3 separate regions of the Mus musculus genome follow, and regions 2 and 3 are each linked to region 1. Evidence: chromatin loops called from intact Hi-C (ENCODE). Cell type or tissue: left cerebral cortex. All regions are shown on one strand. Region 1 holds the start of Gm36392 (a long non-coding RNA gene). Region 2 overlaps Arhgap28 (Rho GTPase activating protein 28). Region 3 has its middle 9.0 kb from the start of Gm36312.

The links. Hi-C counts contacts between places; a loop is a spot of excess contacts. Peaks named below come from ENCODE experiments on the same cell type or tissue, not always from the same donor. Only the 100,000 strongest peaks of a DNase experiment are listed, where the experiment ranks them.
Region 2: it touches region 1 in a loop (6-fold over the local background); 9 of 42 quality-filtered maps call a loop at or near these places.
Region 3: a loop joins it to region 1, with 6 times the contacts of the local background. A loop is called at or near these places in 12 of 42 quality-filtered maps.

The regions. Positions count from the first base shown.
Region 1 is chr17:68,872,761-68,877,760 of GRCm38, reverse strand. Gm36392 (a long non-coding RNA gene) reads left to right here and starts at 3,492. Exons shown (of 4, transcript XR_876919.2): 1 at 3,492-3,711. In left cerebral cortex, a CTCF peak has its summit at 2,317 (motif pointing right); a DNase peak (open chromatin) is centred at 2,299.
Region 2 is chr17:67,859,282-67,864,281 of GRCm38, reverse strand. It overlaps Arhgap28 (Rho GTPase activating protein 28), which reads left to right. Exons shown (of 18, transcript NM_172964.4): 12 at 2,927-3,009. Among named protein-coding and RNA genes, the nearest start is that of Arhgap28, 140 kb to the left of the region's middle. In left cerebral cortex, a CTCF peak has its summit at 2,297 (motif pointing left); a DNase peak (open chromatin) is centred at 2,289.
Region 3 is chr17:68,176,137-68,181,136 of GRCm38, reverse strand. No RefSeq gene overlaps it. Among named protein-coding and RNA genes, the nearest start is that of Gm36312, 9.0 kb to the left of the region's middle. In left cerebral cortex, CTCF peaks have their summits at 3,112 (motif pointing left) and 4,175 (motif pointing left); DNase peaks (open chromatin) are centred at 3,124 and 4,178.

The DNA of each region.
Region 1 (5,000 bases):
ATTCTATTGTATACTCAATTCCACAAAACTAAGGAAACTTTGTCATGATCTCTGACAGTCATTGTGGGGGGTTAGCATACCCCCTGGAGAAGCTTTCCCAGAAAACTAAAATGGACTTAATAATGCCATGCTTGTCTGTAGGTACAGTGACCATTCTCTACAGTTTGATGGATCATTGGAGTGGAGGGACCTGGATTCTAGAAAATGAGTAATATCCACATGGAGACAGGCCATGAGTGGGCCCCCATTTAGAAGTCTCTGGGTTAAGCATCATGCTATACCTGGAGCCCACTGGAGACATGTCTGTGTCCTCCTCTTCACTCTCAGAATCAGCCCACTAAATCAGAGGTCCTGAAAGCAGGCATAAGCTACCAGTGACCCAGGGCAAGTATCACCAGTTCTTGATCTTCAAGAAAGAAATAAGTCTTTCAAAATGACAACATGAGAGCATATGACAGGTGGGTTCTAAGCCCATGCCCTAAGTTTGAGTACTGGGGAGAGATACAGTCTGAATGAAATATTTCCATATTGCTCCCCATGTAGGAGGTGTGTGTGTGTGTGTGTGTGTGTGTGTGTGTGATGTTTTAATTCTTGTCATTTTTCTTGCAGTGCAGCGATTTGTTAGTTAACCATCACCCCTTGGAGATCTGGGCAATGGCTGATGTTTCAGTATTTCCTTTCATCAGTATTCTTGTAATAAGTAGTTCTCAGCAGGGGAGAATATGAAGATAAATAATAATTCATAATAATTCCTGGAGACTTCCTACCCTGGAGAACAGGAAACGACTGTCTTCCTAAGTAGGAGCTCGGGATGCTGCTAACCATCCTACAGAATGGGATGCCTCTACAATTATAAATCATATGTCCCCAGATGCCAATAATGTGAAGACTGAGAAACCTTGGCTTATGGAAAGTATTTCTAGAAAACATCAAGATGTTCTTGTGCTTCACTTTAGTCTGTTGATGGAAAATTTCAGCATGCTTAAATATTCTTACTAATTAAATGATACTCCCCTGCTTCCTAATTGGCACTAAGGAGATTTTCCTACAGTCCAGGATTGTAGAAAGATGTGTCCAGATTTTTACAAAAGAATGTGAATACAGCTCTTTGATAACAGAAGTCTTCATTACAATTGATGTATGATCCATGAGAAACGGCAAGAATCTGGGTACTGACACCATGACGGTCCCAAATATCTAGCTCCTGGGAACATAAACAGGAGCAGTGAATACCAGCCAAGAGGTTATTTGGAAAATATCGATGCCAATGTGCTTCTTCATCCAGCTCTAGGTCAGAGATCTCAACAGGTGCAGCAATACGATTTCCTACCTAGCATTAGATGATGAAAGGCCAAATGGAATCATCACTATGGTTGATATTGAAAAGAAATCAATCGCCTGCGCAGCATGTGCGTTTCATGTGAGACTTCTGCCGTTGATAAGTTGACAAGTGTCTTTGCTCCATGCCAATACCTGAGCTTCTGCCAGGATAACCAAATGCAATAGAGGAAAGGGACGAGGGATCAGGAAAAAGCAAAGCTGGCAGATGGCAATCTGTGAAGAGTTGAATCAACATAAATTATACCTCATCAGTGAGCAGAAAAAAGGGAGGATGTGCTCCAGTGTTCAGCACACCACTGAGATGGGGAGCATGCCAGAAGAACACAAGCAAACCCCAGGGTAGCTCTCCAAGCTGGGTGCAAGCAGAGTTTAAGTAACGCCCCTCCGTCGGAAAGCCATCTGGAAGACTAATTAGCGGGAGGCCTCTATTTGAGGTAATACAGTAAATAAAATGAAGGAACATCTGGGTTTTCAGAAGGGGTTGATCAGACACATAGAAGAGCAGAACAAGCACCTGCAAATAGTTAAGTCAAAGCAAAAGCTGGTCATGGCTTTGCCTTCTTAAGTCGACCTGTGAAACAGTGCAACAAGTGAGCATAAGGGTTGGTATTGGAGGAAGAATTCCACATACAACGTATTAAGCTACCCAAACTCTCTTCCTATTTAGAAGCTGAATTTCTAGACATTACCATTACCTCTCCAGAATTTCGGAATCACCGAGAGAAGCAAAAGTCAGCTTGTCAGTTTTAACACAGTATAGTGACATGGAGCGGGGATCAGTGTAATAAATGTGTACAAACCATGGCTTAAAGTCACGGGCTTAAACAAGAAGAATCCATGATCTCAGCCGACGGATAGCAGGTTCCTAGGCAACAAAATCTTTTAGCAAGATGGCCAAGTAAAGGATGTTCACAGTTCAAAATCCAAGTGTATCAAAAAAATCTTTAGCGTATCAAAGTCAGCAAGTCAAACCAGTAGAGGGCACTAAAGGAAAAACCAAGCACTTAGAAGATTTTTTTTCCCAAGAACTTAAACTCTATAATGAAAATCCCAAGGAGATGTAAAATAGATGAAAAATATCCATATTTCCAATTACACATGTAAGGGCAAAGGAATGGATTTGGGAAAAGGCTATAAAAGTCTTGTAGTAAATATTCTTTCTCTCATTCTGAATTATTGGCTGTTGGACAAATGAGTTTTACACATCTTGAAGATTGTTTCTAATAGCACAAATACATTGTCTCACATTTCCATTAAAGCAATTATTTAGCAATGCTGTTATAATAATTGTCCAAATTGGAATAGCAGCAGGTGGTCAGCTCCTCGCGAGGAAGCAACAGCATGTTAATAGGCTGTGTGTCAACCCCGGGGGCCAGATTGTGGTTCCTGAAATGTTTGGGTTTTTTTTGTCATTTCCTGCACACTGTCACCATTGGAGAGCTTTATGTAATACAGACAGCTTGTGAAGGCAGTGGATAGTCTATAGGACTTGACAGAGTCACCTTCTGCTGAGGTTTTGGGAACACAGGTGCTCTGCTTAGCAGGATGTCAGAAGGAAAGTGCAGAGGTAAACAATCAGCAGAAACTCTCCCAGGTTCTTCTGAAGGTAACGCTGAGGATAATTGCCTTGTATTCTCAACAGAAGTAAAAGGGATGAATATATATATATATATAAAATCTAAGGCATGAGTGTACTTTGAGCAGTGCCTGGAATACATTATTTTTGATATTTTAACTTTTGCTTTCCCCCCCTGCTTTCTATACGAGGCTTGCCGAAGAACAATAGGAGTGTGTTTAATAATTCATCCAGAGACCATCGAAAAGAGAAAGGTGCATCTCATGATAAGGACATCAAAAGACAGGACAAAACTGCCCCGTTCCTACTGAAAAGACACATTCAGTTTTCTTTTTCTTTGTGTCTTGAAATTTTCTGACCAAGAAGTCTAAGATTCTGGGAGCAGCATCCTTCAGCTTTGAGAGCTTTATTCCCATTTGGAGTTTAAAATTAAGATCTTTATATAATTCTGTCCTCTAGTGAGGGAGAGGAGGGAAAGAGAGGGGGAGGAATGGAGGTCGCTGCTGCTGCAAAGGTCATTTCCCCTGTGTGCTTTCTATTGTGATGTCAGCTGGCAGCAAGCTTGCCTCGGGAATCGGCACTGTGGGTGGCATCAGTACAGATTCACCGCACAGTCTTAAGTGCATGGCTGGGTACTCCAAGCCCAGTTCTGACATCTGAATCTGAAATGGCAGCCGTGTCAGGATGAGTTTGTGTTATAGAGACCCAATTCCAGTTTTAAAACCGCTGACTCAGAAATGGATGTAGCCCCGCAACAATCAATCATGCCACTGAGGTTCTTCGAAGAAGAAGAGGTAGGGATCTAATTGGTTGCTAGTTTCCAAGTAGGTTATGGCATGCATGCCCTTTCAAAGATGGCTGCCTTCAGAAGCACACGATGAGGCCGGGAGTTCAACAAACAAAATGAGAAAAACCAAAGCAACGCGACCCACAAATGTTATGGAGAAGGTGGCACAGGGGTTTGTGCCTTGGCAAAGCCCTGCTTTCCACCAATGATGTTAATGGAAACGCCATGCACCTAGTGAGAAAACTGCCATGAAGAGAACTGCAGAATAATTCATTAGTGTGCACCACTTCCATCTACACAAGGACTTCGGATATTGGAATACTGGGGAAAGACTAGAATTTAATAGAACATTTAAAAATTATCCCAAGTTTGCAGAAACAGAGAACAGGATAGAGCAGACAAGGAGGGCGAGAAAACTTCAGAGATACCAATGGTAAAAATACACCTGGACAGCCTATGGAACATGTTCCGGAAGTGCTGAGAGCTGACTGCTGGCTCGGCGCTGTAAGGCTGTGAGGCTGTCTGTTTAAAGTTGGGGTGTTGCTGTGCCCAAGGCTGTATGCCTCGGATTCCAGTACTCCGAGAAGGAGCAAGAGTCCCCCGCTTCCCAGGCTGTGCTGTGCCCGCAGACTTTGTCTCACAGAGACTCAAACACAAACTAATACTGGGGTAAAGTAAAGTTATTTTTTCCCACATAAATAAAACAGTTTATGACTGGCAGAAAAAGAACCAAAGTTGAGGGACCCCCCAAACCCTAGAAAGTCAAGAAAAACTAAGCTATTTCCATCCAGTACCCCAAGTCTCATCCTAGAAGAAGGATCCAATACACCATAAGAGCTAGAGGGGATATAGAAGGAGGGGTGCTGTGAAGAGCCATCCTTGGGCCACAGCTTGGATGTGACACACACACACATGAACTCACAGCATCCCATGGTGACCTACCTGCACAGAACCAAGCAGTCAAATCTAGCATGGAGGGAAGGGGGGATTTCAGGCCCTGTGGGAACACTATCAAGACAATGGCATATGGTGAATGATGCTTCAGGGAACAGTCAAAGAGGATCCAGAAAAAAAAAAAAGATGGATGGTCTTTAATCTCAGGTGCATTTTGTTTCCCTTGGACACGATTTTGTGTCCCCGGATGGCAAACATTTATGTTGTGAGAAATATTAAAAATGAACCACCAAGTTCCCACACTCCAAGGCTAGCCCCATTCAGCAACTGATTGCAGTCTTCCCAGCTCTGGTTCACTGCCTCAGTGGTGCCTGTACGCTCTTAGCCATAATCCCCCTGTGG
Region 2 (5,000 bases), 1.0 Mb after region 1:
TAATTTTTTAATTTGCTAAAGAAGAAACCTTTCTATTTTAAGGAGACTATAGTGTTTTTCAGTTCTGGAAGGTCCAGTGGATGCTTTTAAATATTTTAATTTGCCTGTTGGCAGGCTCTGTCTTTTCATTCATTCTACATTACTTTCTTTTACATCGTTTGCATACTTTGAGAGCTGCTTTAAAACCTTGTCTGCTAGTTCCAGCCCCTGGGTCATCTCATGACCTGGGTCGTCTTCGAGGATGGATAAATACTCTTCTTATTTTGTATTTACAGCTAGTTTAGAGTCTATTCGGATGATGTGTTTGGCTGCAGTGTTTAAATAGGTCATACACTTCACAAGACCAAAGATGCTATCAGTCACTGATACAGTGACTCAGCATTTAATTTATGTGTCTGTGTATGTGTGTGGGTGTGTGTCTTAGTTAGGGTTTTACTGCTGTGAACAGACACCATGACCAAGGCAAGTCTTATAAAACACAACATTTAATTGGGGCTGGCTTACAGGTTCAGAGGTTCAGTCCATTATCATCAAGGTGGGAGCATGGCAGTATCCAGGCAGGCATGGTGCAGGCAGAGCTGAGAGTTCTATGTCTTCATCCAAAGGCTGCTAGTGGAAGACTGACTTCCAAGCAACTGGGGTGAGAGTCTTAAGCCCACTCCCACAGTGACACACCTACTCCAACCAGGTCATACCTATTCCAACAAGACCACACCTACAAATGGTGCCACTCCCTGGTCCAAGAACATACAAACCATCACAGTGTGTATGTGTGGGGGTGTGAGTGTGTGGTGTGGGGGTGTATTTGTGAACGTGTGTGAGCATGTATTTGTGTATGTTTTTGTGAGTGTGGGGGTGTTTGAGTGTGTGTGTGAGTGTGTGTGCTGTGAGTGTGTGAGCGTATGAATATGTGAGAGTGTGTGTTTTGTGTATTTATGAGTGTGTGAATATGTGTGTGATGTGTGTGTGTATTTGTGTCTGTGAGTATATGAGTGTGAGTATGTGAGTGTGCATGTATGTGTGAGTGTGTGTGTGTGGTGTATATGAGTGTGTGTGTGTGCTGTGAGAGTGTGTTTTGTGTATTTGTGAGTGTGAAAATATGTGTGTGAATGTGTGTGTATATTTGTATCTGTGTGTGTATGAGTATGTGAGTGAGTATGTAATAATATGTGAGTGTGTGGTGCGAATAAGTGACTATGTGAGTGTGTGTATACGTGTGTGTATGTTGGAACTACCTTCTTCATACTACATGGAACTCAGAGAGCACAGATTATTTACCACTCATGTGCAGAGTCACTGCATCTTTTCAGTCTTGGCCTCCAACTTGCTGGTTCAGTTAAAGGACTAGATGGTTCTCCAGGCAGGAGGAAGGACTTCCATACTAGTGCGCGTTAAATAAATTAGCCACAAACTGTTAGCACGAGACAGCGTATGGCCAAGTTCCATCAGTAAAAGGAAAATGGAATATTTGCCAACTCAGACTTGTAATTGAGACAGGAACATCATAATTCTCTGAAATGGACGGAGCTTCCACACCTGGACACCTAACTGCACGGCTACACAGCGACACACCTGCACACCTGCACGCCTACATTCCCTACATACCCGCACACCTCCATGCCTGCACTTGCACCTGCATCTCTTGTCTCTCGCTCAGGGCTGTTCTAGCATTGATCACATCTGATGATGGGGCTCTCGGCCTGCAGTTCATATGGCAAGAGAAGGTCTCATCTGAGTTTGGTACTGGACAGGTTCTTCCTAGGTCCTGGTATTTACACGTGTTCACGCATTAGCCTTTACCACATGAACTAGGTCTATGGCATGTTCTTTTTAAAAACTTCAACGTGGCTTCCTAAAGTCCAAGTGGGTAACGCTGAGACCGTGTGATCGGAACTGTGAATGTACCTCCCCTGTTCCCACACAGGGGTGTGCACATATGGCCAGCCCCCTCCAACTCCACACACACACACACACACACACACACACACACACACACACACTTGCCCACTGCTGTAGTAGGTTCTTTATTTGAGGTTTCCCTTACTAGGCTGCTCCGTGCTTTTACTAACAACCGATGGTCTCCAGCCAGACTGTAAGGGATCGTAAAGGTGGCCTCCAGCTTGAGAACTCCCCAGCACTCCAGAGGCCAAGCTTCTCCAGAAACTCTTCCCCAGCAGATCATTTGGAAGAGGATACAGAGAGAAAAGCCCTTTAAAGTTTCAGCATGGGTGGCTGTACATTATCCTGGGTGAATGGACTTCCCTGAGTGTGCAGCCAGCCCTCTGGCGCCACCTTGTGTCACTAGGGAGTAGCGTTCCCCACAGTCTCCCAAACTAACCGCTTCCCCCAATGTCTATGTGAGATAGGGAATAAATGCCACTGATCATATAAGCATATAATGTGCACACATGTATGATGCCAACTGTTTCTAGGCACTGGCTTGAACATTGTGTGCGTACTAGCTTGTGTAATCCTCATGCCAGCACTGTGGATACGCAGAAAGGGTGAATGCCTTAGTACTAAGAGCGGGATTCGAACCTGGCTCTAGAACATACGTCCTTAGTGGCCGCGGGCTGCTGTGTCCTTGAGCGCAATGCTTACTTGCTCTCCAATTGAGCCTCGTCCTCTATTCACAGAGTAAGGCAGGGTCCACGGACACACCCTGAAAAGGAAACTGTCCTATAAATCTATGATGATTAAAGGGTCTTTTTGGCTACCTGCCTATAAACAGGCATCCTGGGATGGAAAGGGAGGTGACAGACTGAGGCTCTTGTCCAAATGAACAAATTGACATTGTTGAGCTTGAAAGCCCGGCCCTTCCCACTAAGCTGTCAGAGCCCTCCTGCGCAACCAGATGTTCGCATGATTGCTGTCAGAACGCATCAGGGTGGTTTCAAGCGTGTGATTATTTCTGTCTTCTTGTTAGGAGGACCTGACATCAAAGTGCAGTTTCAAGCCTTGCACCTCATGGTCATGGCCCTGCCTGATGCCAACAGGGACACAGCGCAGGTAAGTGGGGCTTGTCTGGGGGAAGCAGAAGTGTGATGGCTTACAGAGCCAACTGCATGGTGCAGCCCCCCACCGCCTTGCATGCCGCCCCCCCCTCCCCTCCCCGTGATGCTGCAGAGAGGCAGACACAAAGGATGGAGACTCCAGAACTCTTTCTGAACATTAACATTTAGTTCCCTCAGTGTAACTGAGGGATGCTGAGTGACTAACCAGATGCCAGGATTAAGTGTGATGAATAGAAAGAGAAAGAAGAGAGGCTTAATCATACCAGGGTCTGGAGCAAATGAGAGCGGTTAGTATCTTATAAGAACACAGCTCTATCTGGAACTCGCTCCAGCCTGGGGGAATAATTCTAATGAGCTTTGAGGAGGGCAGCTAAGACCATTGGACTGTGTGAGATTTCTAAAATAGTCCCGTTTTAGAACATACACAGAAAATACAATTTAAATAGTTCTAAGTTTTAGGAGTTTAGATATCACTTGCTAGGGTCTAGACATTTCTTCAGAGTGAGAAAAAAAAATAAGCCCAGAGAAGCAACTTCTCTGCTCACCAGCTACAGAGCATCTGATACACTTGTACCCGTGGTTCCTCTTCCCTGCCTTCCCTAACTTCCAGACCTGTTTCTTTGTTGTATGCTTCGAAATTCGAGATTCTCTCTTGTAGTTTTGATGGCGAGTATGCTCTTAGAAAGCTGGTATAGGCAGGGCAGGTACTTGGACCCTCTGAACGGACACTGAAGTGTGATGAGCTGAAAGAGCCCCTAATTTTAAGGCCAGTCAAAAGGATGCAGGAGATGGAGATGTCATGTTGCTTTTTTCTGCATGCTTTTTTTTGGGGGGGGGGGGTTTCCAAGAGTGGAAACATTTGAGTAAGTTAAAAAACATGTGGCGCATGTCCATAGCCCGTAGCCCTAGCCCTGGGAGTCTGAGACAAGAGGATTGTTGGGAGTTCAAGGCCAGTGTGGACCTGGTTATCTAGCATGCCCCCCATGGCATAAAACAGAGCATTACCTTACACCCTCAGTGCAAGGGTGGGGCCAGCAAAACAGTCAAGCATCAGTTTTTAGTATCATTCACTATTTTTTCCAAAAGTTACAGATCTTAATTTGTTTCTGGTACCACCCCAAACAATGTTATTTTATCACAAAACCCCATCTGGTTTCAAATGTCTCCGCCAAGATGGCCACCCTTTCCCATGTGCAAGGACAGAAAAACTGACAATAATTCTGTACACTTCTAGTGTGACATCTCAGAGAAGGCCCGCGGGATGATGCACACTGATTCACACATGCGCGCACGCACACACACGCACATACACACACAGCACCGTTTTTGTCTTTCCATTCTAAAATGTCGGAGCTCGGATTAGAACTGCTGGCTATAAGGAAGGCAGGAATACCACGGTTGGACAGTGTGCTTTCTTACTTCAGATCCTTGGTGCCCCCACTTAACCGACTGATGCTGGACGGTTGCTTCGTTCCATCCATCCCCAGCCCGCTCTCCTTCCTGCCTGTACGATCGTTATAAATATCTGCCTTGTAGAGTTTACACAGATAGTGAGTGAAACAAAATAGTATCAATTACTGAGAATAATGTCTGAATCATAGACTCGCAAGTACGTGGAATCTATTAAAAAGGCATGTTAAACATGTCCTAATCAAAGAGACTATGGTAGGGCCGAGGAGCAAGGGGGATGGATCCGTCAATAAAGTGGTCCTGAGGAAATCCTGAGAGCCTGAGTTCTGATCCCCGGCGACCGAGGGAAAGCTGCTTGTGTCTGTAATCCCACCACCATGGAGGAAGAGACAGGACTGTTCAGCGCCTGGACACACGGCCGAGCTGAATCAGCAAGCCTCAGCTCCCGTGACGCACGCACCCTGTCAAAAAACAAGCCTGCTACAGCTCAGTCCCCAGGTCCCAGGCAGGAGACGACAGGCGCCCGAGAGTTGTTCTCTGCGCTCCACGTGTGTACATGGCACAGGCATGTCTATA
Region 3 (5,000 bases), 700 kb after region 1:
GGAATTCTCAAGTGAAGCCATCTGGTCCTGGGCTTTGCTTTGCTGGGGAGTTTTTCCTTCTCTGCTGCTTATTAGCCTATTCAGCTTCTGTATTTGTGCTCCATCCTAGGCAGGTGTTACATTTCTAGGAACGCATTCATGTCTCTGAATTCTCTGATGTGACAGTGCATAGTCTTCTCCCTCATCCCTTTTCCTGTGGAGCAGTGATGCTGCTTTCTAGTTCATCCACTCTGTGCACTTACCCCACCTAACCACTTGCCCATTGTATTGATCCAGGAAAACAGATCTCATTTCCTCATGGTTTTTGTTTTCCTATTGTTTTCTCATTCATTATTTCTATGAGCTCTGCTGTAATTTTTTTTCTTTTGTTAGAGTTTGAATGGTCTTGATCTCTGTTCCTTGTTGTGTAGTTGGCTTGTCATTGTGGGAATCTTAAAAAGAATAACGTTGATGCTTGTTTGTGCCATGTCTTTGCTTTCATTTGTCTTAAGGCATTTCCCAAATTCCCCTTATGATTTTTCTCTGATGCATCCAAGTTGACACCCATATATTTGGGGATTCCTTCACTATTGATCTATAATCTCATCCCATTATGACCAGGAAAGATACTTTGCATGACACAGCATCTGTGGACTTGTAAAGACTTGTCTTGAGGTCTGCTTATGTGGCTGTGCTAAGAACACTTCCTGTACCTGTCTGGTTCTTCTGGCATGGGTTCCTCTTTGTCCGGTAAATCCAGTTATCCAGTGGTGTTGTTCAAGCCTTCACATCTTTAGTGACTTCTAGTCTGGTTGCTCTATTTATTGTTAAAACAGGGTATGGACATCTCTTGCTATTACTGTTACTTTCTACTTTTTTTCTCTCTGACCCTGCCAAAAATTCTTCCACATATGTAGGCACTTTGAAGTTAGGTATATGGTTCCTGCACCTTCTCATGAGCTGACCTTTTTATGATTACATGGATCCTTCTTTGCATCTTAAAACATTCTACTCATGCTCTGGTTGGGTGTGTATTCTTAGCATAGGCATTTTGCTCTTCTGTCCGATATGAGCATAGAGTGTTACTTTCCATTTCTCTACTCCCCTGTGTACCTGTAGTTCTAAAACAACTCTCTGGGACGTGTTTTATTTTTAACATGTTTTAGTTTTATTATCAAATTGACACAACCTAGAGTTACCTAGGACAGGGCGATCCTCAACTGAAGAAGTCCCTCAATCAAATTGCTCTATGGTTGGGTCTGTGAGGAACCGTGTTGATTGATGTAAGTGAGCCAGTCCACTGTGGGTGGCACAATCCCTAGGCGGGTGGCCCTCCACTGTATAAGAAAGCTGGCAAAGAGCAAGTTGGAGAGTGAGCAATAAGGAGCATTGCTTTGGTTTCTGCTCTCCTTTCCCTTGGCACTGGACCATAACCCAGAAGTATAGGCAGACATAGACCGTTGACTCCCATAAACTCATTTTGGTCCATGTTCTATTAACAGCAATGGAAACCAAACTCGACAAGGGTAAATAGTTGTAGCCTATGTTTTTATTCATTCAATGGCACTGCACCTTCTGATTGGGAAATAAATCCACTTATATGAAACAGTTATCAGTGAGGCTAGACAGACAGTTCTGTAGTTAAGTTGCCTTTTCAGAGGGCCCAGCATCTATTCCCAGCACCTACATGCTCACAACAATCATTAACTCCCGTTCTAGGTGAGCTGCCCTCTTCAGGCCTCTGAGGGTACCAGATACCCCCTTGGTTCAAGCTAAATACTCATACCTATAAAATAAATAAGTCTTCAAAAATCAAAAATAGAATCATAGACGGGGAAGGAGTATTCTACTCATTTCAGGGATTTTGTTTTTGTTTTTGTTTTTGTTTTTTTTAATGTGTCACACTTTTTGCCTCTCTTCCTCCTCCCAGGATTTTGTTTGTAGTTCATTATTTTCCAGTTTGGGGATTTTGATTGACAGGGCATGATCAGTATTTCATTTCGCTTTGTGTGCACGTGTAAATAGTTTCTTTTGTGTGACACTCCAATCACATGAAACAAAGTTGTAGCATTCTACTAAGTAACAATACAGTTACACATAGAACTTAAAAATGACAATCACCTAATTTCAACCAAATACAAACTCTCTGCTCTGTTTGTATCTCATGTTTTTAATGTTTATAAGTATTTTGTACCCATTACGAGATTTGTAGGGTTATTTTTTCACACTTATATTCTATAGACTCAAGTTAAAATACAGGTTGCCATATTTGCTCATATAAGTATTTTTGTATAAGACTTTGTGCTTCTTTCTGCACCCTCCTGTTCCAACCTGAAGGACTCCTTTTCTTTTTTAATGGAGCCAGGGTTTTTCATATTGACTCAAACATCCCACCACCATAAGCGTTCACTCCCGACAGCTATCTCAGTTAGGGTTTCTATCACTGTAGTCAAATACCATGATTGAAAGCAACTCAGTGAGCTTCACTCCTTTATCCACTTCCATATCACGGCCCGTTATAGAAGGAAGTCCAGGGCGGGACCTAAAGCAGAGGCCATGGGGCAGTACTGCTTACTGGCTTGTTCTTCATAGTTTGCTCAGCCTGCTTTCTTATACAACTTTGGGTTTGCCAAAGGCCAACCTTGTGGAGGCATCTCCTCAGAGAAGACTCTCTTCTCAGCTATGTCTAGGTTTATGTCAAATTGACCAAGACCAATGAGGAAAACACTTCTCCCTCTCTCTGTCTCTCTCCTTCCCTCTCTCTGTCTCTCTCTTTTCTCTCTCTCTCCCTCCCTCCCTCCCTCTCCCTCTCTCTCTGTCTCTCTCCTTCTTCCCTCTCTCTCTCCTTTACTCTCTCTCTGTCTCTCTTTCTCTCTCCCTCTCCCCCCTCTCTCTCCCTTTCCCTTTCCCTCTCCTCCTTTCCCTCCCCCTTCCCCTCTCTCTTTTTCTCCCCTCTTCCCCCCCAACCCCCATTTAACATTTTGTATAGAAGTTTCCTGTTAATGAACTCCAGCAGCTTCTCATCTGGGCAAGCCTCCATCTCCTCTTTGTTGCAGAAGGACAATTCTGACAACTACAATATTGTTTGACCTTTTTCTTTTAGCAGTTTGAATTCATCACTCCGCCCCCTGCTGGCCTACAAGGTTTCCACAGGGGACTCTGATAGGAAATTTCCTCCAGTGTGCTGGTAGCTAATCTTTGGCTGCTCCTTACTGGTTTCAGACGGCTACCTGAACTTGCACAGGACTGTTCTTTGGCTTCACCATAGCTGGAGTTCTTCTTGTGTCTAAAATGTGAATATTTTATTACCTGCTTCCTTCTCTCTGTCTCTCTGCCTGCCCCCCACCCCCAAGGGGGTGCTAATCCTACAACTGAGTTTACTTACCTCCAATCCTGCATGTTCATTTCTTCCTTCAAATATGAGAAGTTGGCTGCCATCATATTCTCAAGTAAGTTCCCTCCTTCCCCCTTTCTCCTTACACTTTCATAACACGTGCACTAGCCCAGTTATTTGTGATATAAAGCCTAAAATTTAAAAAGCCTTTGATGCATGGAGGAGCGCAGCCTGCAGATGCCTGCCCTTCTTCATTCCTGTTCTCTTTCTGCACCCCAAAACTTGATGGTCTCAAACAAAATGTTCAAATTTACCGACCCATTATTATTATTATTATTATTATTATTATTATTACTATTTTATCTAATCAAGTCTTCTTTATCTTCGCTGTACATTCAGTGTCCCTATGATAGAGCCTTTTGCCAAATTACTCTAGTGAATTTTTCAGGTCAATTATTTTATCTTTCAGTTCTAGAATTTGATTCATATCTGTAATTTTGCTGCCATTTGTATTCTCATTTTTATCTGTGACTTGCTTTGTGTTCAGTTGTCTGTGTTCTCTTTCTAAAGCACATCGACCGTCTTTATGACTGAGTTTAAACTGTCAAGAGCTCACAGGTCCCCATTTTACGGTCAACTTCTGAGCCTTTGTTGTGCTTCATTAGGCCGTGCTCCCTTGTCCTGTCCTTTGCTGGCCTTGCAGTCATTTACTGCGATCTTGGCATTCGGGATTTTTTTTTTTTTTTTTTTTTTTTTTTTTTTTTTTTTTTAAGACCTACAAAACCAAAATGAGAACAGGGCTGCAATCAATTGGGGTTGCCTACCAAACTGCTTCTGAGATCTTGCTCCCCCTTGTGCCCACCTGGGAAATTACATCCTTAAAGTGCTGTTCCCCTTGGTTTTCAGGGGTCCTTGAAATCACCCCAATGGATTAGTGTTCCCGGGTAAGGAGAGCCAGACCATCTAGTGGGTATCCTGCCCTGGTGTTTCGACAGTGGAAAGGGAACTACACAGAGGTGGCATACATTGAATGTCCCCTCACCTTGGCAAGCACAGTTCACCATGACTTAATATATGAAAAGTCATTAAGTCCTATTTATTGCCTTGCAAGAATCATGGAGCAATAGATACACTATAGTTTTGTTTTGTTTCGATTCAAAATGGACCTATAAATTGTCTTTTCGGTTGATGCTCTACTAGAACTATCGCCCCGTGAAAATTAAATAGTCTTCTGTAACACAATTTTCTTGGTGTGTATCTTGTTTTATTGATGACTGAGTTTTGAAGGAAGAAGATGATTACGTCATTGAAGAAGTGGCACAGAAGACTAGAGTGAAGGATCGGTGGCTAAGGACTTGCTGCTCAGCCGTGAGGTCCAGGGTTTAGATCCCAGCATGCAGTCAGATAGTTTCACTGTAAAGGACTGTCCAACTCCCATCTCTGAGGAATTTGCCACTCTCTTTTGGCCTCCATGGAGGCACAGACATTCACACTAGTGCACATATATCCAATACACATGTGCAGGCATAGTGCACATGCGTGTATACACTCAGACACATGAATAAATACATATTTTTTTGCATAAAGAAGTAGAATGAGAAAAAGATGAGGAGGAGGAGGATGAAGAGAAGCAGGGTAGAGAAGTGACCTCTCTATCCAAAGGAATCTGCATGGACAGGAACATATG